Regions from separate parts of the Homo sapiens genome. Here region 2 is linked to region 1. The links are chromatin loops, found by intact Hi-C in ENCODE. Cell type or tissue: HepG2. All regions are shown on one strand.

The links. Hi-C counts contacts between places; a loop is a spot of excess contacts. Peaks named below come from ENCODE experiments on the same cell type or tissue, not always from the same donor. Only the 100,000 strongest peaks of a DNase experiment are listed, where the experiment ranks them.
Region 2: it touches region 1 in a loop (5-fold over the local background); 1 of 110 quality-filtered maps calls a loop at or near these places.

The regions. Positions count from the first base shown.
Region 1 is chr9:38,430,478-38,435,477 of GRCh38, reverse strand. The region is part of intron 2 of LOC105376041 (a long non-coding RNA gene); the gene reads right to left. Among named protein-coding and RNA genes, the nearest start is that of IGFBPL1, 8.5 kb to the right of the region's middle. In HepG2, a CTCF peak has its summit at 2,367 (motif pointing right); DNase peaks (open chromatin) are centred at 427, 907 and 2,377; H3K27me3 peaks cover 522 bases.
Region 2 is chr9:38,044,868-38,049,867 of GRCh38, reverse strand. All of the region lies in intron 1 of SHB (SH2 domain containing adaptor protein B), which reads left to right. Among named protein-coding and RNA genes, the nearest start is that of SHB, 22 kb to the left of the region's middle. RefSeq lists enhancers at 1-938, 939-1,932, 1,722-2,016, 1,463-2,662, 1,933-2,926. In HepG2, no CTCF peak of the experiment used is centred here; DNase peaks (open chromatin) are centred at 1,937 and 2,707; H3K4me3 peaks cover 799 bases.

The DNA of each region.
Region 1 (5,000 bases):
CTTCTGAGGGGCTGTCATGCTCCAGGCTTGGACCCTTTTGAAACCAGCATGATAGATTTCATTTCCCTTCTCTTGGGCTTTCTCATTTTTGTGCTGAACTCAAACATAGAACTTGACATGTATCTCCAGAACATTTCAACATTTGATTTCTCTTCACCATGCTAAGCTATGCAAGCCTTTTTGAATATTGCTTTTCCTATCCAACGTATATTAATTTCTTTGGGGGCATTTGAATACTCTGAGTTCATCTAGGTTACCGATAAAAACATTGACGAGAACAGAGCCCTATAGCACTCCACTACCGACTTTTTTCCAGGAGTTAATGCAATGGTGCTGCAGTTGGCAGAGAGTGAGGAAAGAGATTACTGACTGCACCAGACCCAGGTTAGGAAGAGTTACTGTACTGGGGCCCTGTATGTAGCAGGGTTCACAGCCTGGGTGATGTCACAGAAGGAAATTCAACAGTGTATCACAAAGGTTGTGCTTGTTTCCTGAGTGTTGTAAGCTTATCACAGGCCAGCTTCTAGTTATTCTCTAGAGATATGGTTTAATTACTAACTTTAGAAACAAAAAAACTCAGATATCTAGAAGACCTAGTGCAATTTCTTCATTAAGTTGTGAAAGGAAAATCTGTCTCAGACCCTCACTAAGCTAAAGGGAAAAGTCAAGCTGGGAACTAAGTCAGGCAAATCTACTTCCCATTTTATTTCTAAATAAGATAGCCACAAAGCTTCAATTTAAAAAAAAAGCTACATACCTTTCTCATAATTTACCCACAAGGAAATTCTCTGTGGGCCTCAGGGTCTTTACCCTAAAACAGTTCTGTTGAATTTCACCTTGGCTATGTAAATTGATGGCTTATCTTCACACGTGCAGTACAAAGGACAGACAGAACTCAAAGTTATCCCTTTGTTCACCCCAGACAAATGCATATCTGATTGCTTCCTCTACCCTATTGTTTATGTAAAAGTGCAGATTCACTGAGCCAGACTAAGGGATAAGTGACTATTCCTCTACCCTCCTCTCACATGTAAACTGTGTATTCGGGGAAAGGCTAATCAGACACTCAAAAGAATGCAACCATTTGTCTCTTATCTACCTATGACCGAGAAGCCCCCACTTTGGCTTGTCCCACCACACCAGACAGAACCAATGTACTTCTTACACATGTTGATTGATGTCTCATCTCTTCCTAAAATGTATAAAACCAAGCTGTGCCCCGACCACCTTGGGCACATGTCGTCAGCACCTCCTCAGGCTGTATCACGAGTGTGTCCTTAACCCTGGCAAAACAAACTTTCTAAACTGATTGAAACCTGTCTCCGATATTTTTGGGTTCACAAAGTAATATCAATGGCTTTCTGGGACAGATAGAGTTTTGACTTGGGACTATTTTTCTCTCTTTGACAAGGAATGAAACCAACCTATATTCTGATCCTGCTCCTTCCCTGTTCTCTAACAGGTTTGCTTCCCCTCTGCTAGTAGAAGAAAGACAATCTTTTTAGCTGGGCATTCAGCGACCTTTGTAATCTATCCCCAACTAATCTTTCCAGACTATTCTAGAGAAAACTCAACTCTGGATAAGCCCACAGGAGAGCTGGGACTAACCTCTCAGGCCTATCCACCTCCCCTGTCTTCACTCATTCATTCACATCACAAAAATTTCAAAGTACTTATGTACCAAGGACTATGCTAGTCCCTGAGGATAAATGCTCTTGGGACACACCTTGTTTCTTCTTCCCAGGGAGGACAAGATCCTGGCTTCAGCACAGTATTCACCCTAGGGAGAGTTTGTGTTTTGCAATTTCACACAGACAGAATTCAGATCACAAAGGAAGAGATTACTGCATCAGAAAGCTGGCTGTGACCAGTTACCATGATGGGGCCTGTGAACAGGCAGGAGCGGAAGATCAGATTCTGCAAAGGCCATTTCTAGAGCACCAGGAGTGGGACCCATTTAAACTGAAGGCCAACCATGTATAAGAAAGAGCTCTGGGCTGACATACCGAGAAACTTGGGTGCTTGCCCCAGCTCTGCCCTGAAGAGCTGTGTGACCTTGAGTGAGTCCTCTCCTATTCTGCGCTGCAGGATGGAAAGTGAATATGGCCCCCAAAGACCCCTTTTTACCTGACTCAGTGCAGGTGTCATCTCTGTAGCTTTCCATGACCTCCCTCACCAACCTATTGCTTCAGGCATACCTCTGAACATTCACTGACTTCTGTATGCATTTCTGTTCTCTCCACCTGATAGACTCCTTATTCCAGCACTGTGGCTTGTAATTATTAGCAAATACATACTGAATTCAGAAATAAGGAACATCATCATTTCTAGATCTGTAATTCCAGCATTACCCACAAGGTGGCAATTTCCTACACGTGGTCCCAGCACAAACCTTACATTTGGATAGAAGCCCCAGGAAGGGCCAGGTGCAGTGGCTCATGCCTGTAATCCCAACACTTTGGGAGGCCAAGGTGGGAGGATTGCTTGAGTCCAGAAGTTCAAGGCTCCAGTGAGCTATGATTGCACCACTGCACTCCAGCCTGTGAGACACAGGAAAGGAGAACCAGAAGGACTTTCCAAAAGGCTCATCCTGTGGCCCCTGGTGGGTACGTGCTGTCCCCTTCCCCTCCACTTGTGAAGTCTCTGTCTGTCAGAAAGCAATACAGGCCTGCTCTACTGTGGCCAAGCCTAGGTTGCACTATTTCCAAGCTTCTCAGCTGGCCAGGAAAGACTGATGGTCTGGCTCTTACTGACGTCTCAGGTTTCCCCTCCTATGTCTCCACACCCCACACAACACCACAGCTGTGCTGAGCTTGCTCCTGCTCTTGACTGTGCTGTCCTCTCTCTGGTCCTCATGCCTTCCCATACACTGTTCCCTCCATGTGGATTCCCCTTCTGTATCATCCTTCCAGGCCAAAACCTACTGGCTCTCTGAAATTTAATTTAGGAAGTGCTCTGTCCAGGAGCTTTCCTTGACTCTCTTTTCCCCGAATACTCTTCAGTAGTAACATTCATTGAGCTGAAATTGCTTCCCTATCCACCCTACCTGGGCCACCTTCTTGAGCACACAGAGCATGGCTTCCTCAGCTACTCCCCAGTGTCCAGCACAGGCCAGGTGTACAGCGAGCCTTCTGAGAGCTTGCTGGATGAAGAACAAATGAGTCAATGCATCAGTGAATCTACAGATTAGGGATGTGATGTGGCAAGATGAACTGAGACCTGTACCCCTCCCCGGTATGGAAGAAATTTGAGAATAAGTGGGGGAAGAAGCTACAGCAGGTCCTTGAATAAAGTTGTCACATTCAACGCGATTTTTTTACAACATTGATGAGAAAAAAGGAAACCACCTCCAGCCAGGACCACTGTCTGTGTGGAGTTTGCACGTTATCCTCATGTCTGTGTGGGTTTTCTCCAGGAGATGCCTGAAGATGTGCACCACTGAGGGGAACTGGCGTGTCTGCATGGTCCCAGTGTGAGTGACTGTGGGTGTGTGTGAGCGTGCCCTGCGATGGTCAGGGTCAGTTCCTGCCTTGTGCTCTGAGCTGCTCAGATAGGGTTCAGCTCTTGCAACCCTGAGTAATAATTATCTTGTTCTTATTAATTTTTCTTAAATGTACCTATAGTTCACATTCATTTTAATGTTTATGATTAGAAGTATTTGGGGTTTTTATTTAGAAGTTTGGTAACGTTTTTATAACCAGAAATATGCCATAGGAACTTAACCTCTTGTCTGTATCAATGAGCCTACGTAAAATTGGTTTTGTTATACGTTGTCTCACTTAAAGTCAGTTTCCAAGAACCTATCCACGGTGTTAAAGAAGGACTTGCTGTGTAATTTTTTGTTGATCTGGATCAGAAAGCAATCAAGTGCTCTTAGCACAATAATGGTACATTATTATTTTGAAAGGAAAAAGGCCAAAGACATGAAAAAGGGGGCAGGTGCTTTCCTCCTATGAGACTAGGCTGTGCTGCCTTCTAAGAAAGTGAATTCTCCCATTGGCAAGATGAATTCTCTTTCAATTATTTGTGAGGAAACTGGCAGCAGATATTTTACCCTCCTGGTCAGAAAGGAAGTTCCAGGGCCTTCCACTTTGTGTCACAGAGCTGATGCTGGGATTTTGCTGGTTGCCAAGTGCATCTATTCTATTTAGGAAGTGGGGAAGTAACCACAGGATGTGTGCTCTGTGATCTGAACTTGGGCCCTGAGTGCTGTATTCCCCGACTTTGACTGTGGGCTATGGTGGTTCACTCTCGTAAACGGTCAGAGGTCCCTCTGGGGAGGGCTTACAGGATGGTTTATAGGATACATTTGTAAAGAGTCCTTCTTTAAGGGGACCCAGCCGTCCTTTCAAAGAAGAGGCTCTGGGTTAATACTAGGTCTGAAAATGGACAAGAAATTCTGGCTGTCCACTGTGGTGATTGAAATCAGCTTCTAGACACCAGATATGGAGTTTTCCCTGTTACATAAAGCACACAGCATTTTAGTAAGATGCCCATCTCTTTCAGTCCTAGGGACACTGTGACAACTAGCCAATGACAAGATTCCTGTGAGTCAAGACACAGTGATGTCCACCATTTTACTCCATTTTACTGCCCATTACAGTGTATGTGCCCTGCTCTGCCCTTGGCAGTTGGATGCTACCACTTGGCCTCTGCTATTCTGGGATCCCATGATTCCCAGTGGATTAAGGAGCCCATCACAGTGGTGTCATCTCTTATCTTCATATGTGGCCAATAGAGGAGAGCCACCACCAAGTCTTCAAGGATAGTAGTGGTCCCCTCGCTAATGAATTTCCCAATGTCATAGTGAAGGGAATGTCCTCTGGGCCCCCTTGGAGAATGTAGTGGTTGGTTGGGTGGGTGAGTGTGCGAGTTGTCTATAACAAATCTATTCCAACATCTCCCTAAGCCTTCTTATCCCATCCCCTACAACACACCAAGGATGTTCTGGCACCTCAATGTCTTTAAATATAGGTCACCATTGAGTCCCAGTTCCACTC
Region 2 (5,000 bases), 390 kb after region 1:
AGATTGCACCACTGCACTCCAGCCTGGGCAACAAGAGCAAGACTCTGTCTCCAAAAAAAAAAAAAAAAGTACCCATGGTACCTGCTGAAATACTGGCCTGCCTAGGGGCCTATGAGGGAAGCAGTGTGGGCCAGTGTTAGTGCCCAGGGTTAGTCTGGGTTCAGGGTCAGACTGTGACTGTGGGCAAGTCACTTGACCTCTCTGAGCCTGTTTCCTTTTTTTTTTTTTTTTTGCTTTGTTTTTTGTTTGTTTGTTTTTTTGAGACTGAGTCTTGCTGTGTTGCCCAGGCTGGAGTGCAGTGGTGCGATAGCTCACTGCAACCTCTGCCTCCTGGGTTCAAGCGATTCTTCTGTCTCAGCCTCCCAAGTAGCTGGGATTACAGGCGCGCCTCACCGCACCCAGCCAATTTTTGCATTCTTTTAGTAGAGATGGGCTTTTGCCATGTTGGCTAGGCTGGTTTCAAACTCCTGACCTCAGGGGATCTGCCCACCTCAGCCTCCCAAAGTGCTGGGATTACAGGCATGAGCCACCACACCCATCTGAGCCTGTTTTCAGTGAGGATATTGGCTGGGCTCTCACACCTGTAATCCCAGCACTTTGGGAGGCCGAGGCAGGAGGATCGCTTGAGCCCAGCTTGGGCAACATAGGGAGACCGCATCTCTACAAAATAAATTTAAAAATTAGCCAAGTGTGGTGGCATGCATCTGTGGTCTCAGTTAATTGGGAGGCTGAGGTAGCAGGATCACTTAAGTCTGGGAGGTTACGGCTGCAGTGAGCCGAGATGGCGCTACTGCACTCCAGTCTAGGTGACAGAGCGAGACTCTGTCTCAAAAATAAATAAAAAGGATGTTCGTTTCTGTCTTGAGATGAGCTGAGAAGGTGCCTGTGAATAGACTGTATTGTTGCCCTAAAAATGTTGTAGACTTGGTTTTAGGTCAAAAAGAGTGACTGGAAACAGTGAGAGAGCAACATGGAGAGGCTTAAAAGTTGTTACCCTGGGAACCCAGTGGTGCCCTCCTAGGGAAAAGCACCTAAAACATTTGGCAAAACCAAAAACTGGAAATTACCTAAATATCCAGCCATGGGAAGTGGCTAACGTGTGGCCTAAAGTGAGAGGGAATACAGCCAACAAAAGCTGAGTTGAGTAACTCCACTGCAATATCGTTAAGATGGAAAACACTCAACAATGTAATACTTTTTCATTTTTTGTATGTGTATTTATCATTATTATTTTGAGGCAGGGCCTTGCTATGTCACCCAGGCTAGAGTGCAACAGTGCCATCATAGCTCACAGCAACCTCCACCTCAAGGGCTGAAGAGATCCTCCAGACTCAGCCTCCCACGTAGCTGGGACTACAGGCACTCACCACCATGCCCAGCTAATTTAAAAATTTTATGTAGAGTCAGGCTCTCACTGTGCTGCCCAGGCTGATCTCAAACTCAAGTGATCCTCCCACCTCAGTTCCCAAAGTGCTAGGATTACTGGCATGAGCTGCTGCAACTGGCCAGAAGTAATACTTTTTTAAACGCAGGATATAAAAAATGATGAATATTTGTATTCTTTTCCAATTACTGCATTCCCACCGACATATGTAGAAAAAAGACTGGAAGGAAATCGACCAAAATGTATACACTGGTTATCGCTGGAAGGTTGGAATATTTTACAGTTTTTAAAAACAAATGCAAATCATTTAATTACTATTGGAAATTTTTTTGAAGTGGTAACATTGCAAGCACAACGTGAGGAGGGGGATGAGAAGGTGAGGTAAGGGAGCACAGGCTCTCCACCTCCCAGCAGAGTTTTTGCTGGGGCCATCTGAATGAGTTGTTGAACTTCAAAGCCGCTGAGTGTCTCATTGTGTTGGAATGCTGGCGATGAGGATCACAGGAAGTGGTGACAAGCCCTTTGTTATATAAGCTCACCAGGCTTGCTCATTGGTGCCAGCTTTGGCCCTTAGTGTTCGATCGGGACTTTATCTGTCTGTGTCCGGGGCCACAGCGTTAGCTCGGGCAAGGACCTGTGCGGGAACTGCATAGTCAGGCACAGGAAGCTGCAACTCACACCCTTGTTTGCTTAACACCCACTGGCGCATTGGGCTATTCCATGAAAGGAGAAAGGACAAAGTGGAGGGATTTACTGGCGCTATTCCTGACCTGTAAAGATGGGGGATTTTCCCTTGCCTCTTTGGAAGAAATCTGTCTCACATCCTCCAAAAGCAAGAGCAACCTGCTTTTTGATCTGCTGCTGTTTCTCAGTTCCTGTTAGTTCTGTGTTTATAATTGTGGTCCTGCTGAAGGCATTAGCCAAGAGGGGTAGGAATGTTGCAGTTCCAGAGCCAGATTGCAGTTTTCCCCTCTGTTAACTTCCCTGTTGGAGGCAGGCAGGGCCATTCCTCACACAGGACAGGTGCTCAGTGAAGCCTTGCAGTCTCCAGTTTTCTGCACCGAAGGGGAGGTGTGTGTACACACTTGTGGGTAAGAAGATTGGACCGCTGCAACTAGAAAATAGCTCAGCCTTGTGCCTGAAGTGATTAGCTGCTTTCAGTTGAGCACTTACTGTATGCTATACTCTGCTGGGTGCTTCAGGTACATCTCTCATTGGAGTCCTCACAGGAATTGTGTAAGGAAGATACTATTTTTCATACAAGTAAGCAGACTTGGAGAGGTCAGGGGACATACCCAAGGCCTGCCAAACTTCTCTGTTTTTATTGACATTCCTGTGTTATCTGGATACCAGGGACTGGACTCTTGGAGAACATGAACTCATTTTTCACTCATCCCCCACAGCTGGCACTGAACCTGAAACACTGGCCACTTTGGGTACGTTGAACCTTGAGGTGCCATGGCTAGGTGATGTTGGCAAGGCCCCTCCCCTCCCTGGGCCACAGTGTCTGCATTTGTAAAAAGGCCAGGTGTTCTTTTCTCTCACCAGGCCCCATCTTTTCCAAAAACTTCCCAGGACAGCCCTTAACAGCCCTCTCCAGACCGCAGGTTCCTGTGGAATGTGGTTTGTCTTGTAAGAGGTAGTCATAAGCCACAAGCGACGAAGGGATTTTTACTGTCAGGCCTGTCAGGCCGAGGCCCAAACATTATATGACTGTTGTCCCCAATTAATGAGACACAAGAAACCAAGTTGTGCAACTTTACAATGAAGCCACATCTCATTGCGATTTCAATTCCTTCCGTGTTAGAGGCTTGCGTCCTGCCCCTGGCAAGTTTGTATGTTTCATTGCTTGGCGTGATCACCCACCTTTTCACCTAAATTGGTTTGGAAAAGCCGTGGGCAGTTTCTAGAAATTAAATCCACTCCAGAGTATGGAAGATTGACCACCCAAGATGTTCAGAGGAATGTGGTGTCTCCTGAGGGCCCTACTCGGAGAAGGAGGACCCGGGGGGGCTTCGAGCATCAGTATATTGCCCTCAGGGCAACTGCTTGTTCTTGTTTGCCTGTATTCAATTCTTATGTGTCTAACACAGAGGTCACAAACTTTTTCTGTAAAGGGCCAAATAGTATTTCAGGCTTTGCAGCAACACGGTTTCTGTTGCCTCTGTTCACTTCTTCAGGGAGCCACAGACAATATATAAATGAGCAGGCCTGGCCACGTTCAGCAATGCTTTACTTACAGAAGTGAAGCTTTGCCCAACCCTGGCTGAAAACATTAGGTGCCTCTTTTCTTTTTTTTTCTTATCTCGGCTCACTGCAACTTCCGCCTCCCGGTTTTGAGCGATTCTCCCACCTCAGCCTCCTGAATAGCTGGGATTACAGGCACACACCACCACGCCTGGCTAATTTTCGTATTTTTAGTAGACACAGGGTTTCATCATGTTGGCCAGGCTGGTCTTGAACTCCTGACCTCAGGTGATCCGCCCTCCTCTGCCTCCCAAAGTGCTAGGATTACAGGCGTGAGCCACCTGTGCCTGGTGCCTCTTTTCATAATCATGACCCATGTTAACTTGTAATCTCTGTGTTTTATACATACCCATTTTGACCTGATTGTTTTGACCCCACTCCCTCTTGGTTTCTTTCAAGCTGTCTCTGGCCTAGACACGCTAGAAGATCTTTAATCAATCTTTACATTGCACAGAAGTTGCCCACGTTCTCATGTCAAAAAACATACGTCTTTTTAAAATGCACCGTTTTTATTGTACCTGTGTTGTGCTGTGTAGGATCTCACGTTGTATAGTCAGGTTCATTACAAAGTGGTAGGAAATTGATATGTTGTCAAATTGTTTATTGTTGTGGCTTTGTTTTTTTTGGAGACAGGGTCTCACTCTGTTGTCCAGGCTGAAGCGCAGTGGCACAATCCCGGCTCACTGCGACCTCTACCTCCCAGATTCAAGAGATTCTCCTGCCTTAGCCTCCCGAGTAGCTGGGATTACAGGTGCGCGCCACCTATCGGCTAATTTTTATATTTTTAGTAGAGACTTGGGGGTGGGGGGGGTCTCACCATGTTGACCAAGCTGGTCTCGAACTCCTGGCCTCAAGTGATCCACCCACCTCAGCCTCCCAGAGTGCTGGGATTACAGGCGTGAGCCACCGCACCTGGTCGTTGTGGCTTTTACAAATGTTACTAGAAGAAAAGTTCCATACCTGATATCCCATGTGGCTGTAGTCTTGACCCTTTTGATTTGTCCTTTATCTTCTGTCTTCCAAAAGTGAGTCTGGACGTGTCATCATTTAGACACTACCCATGGCTTCTATCATGTCCAGACTCATAGCTTGACATTCCAGCTGACCCTTACCTCTTGGAAAGGCTTCTTTTTACTCCATCCCTTCCATGACAGCCAGCTGGGAACCTCTGACCTTGTGCCAGGATGCAAGGCTCACCTGTATGCCTCTGTGTCTTCACTTGTGTGTCACACCTTTATCCTCCTCATCCTCTTAAGTTCAGCTCAGCTGTCCTGCCATTTGGGAGGCTTCCTGACCTCCCACCCCTCCCTCCTCTGTGTACACATGTCCACACCTCTGGCGGAAGCAGTCACACCATGTCATGGCTCCT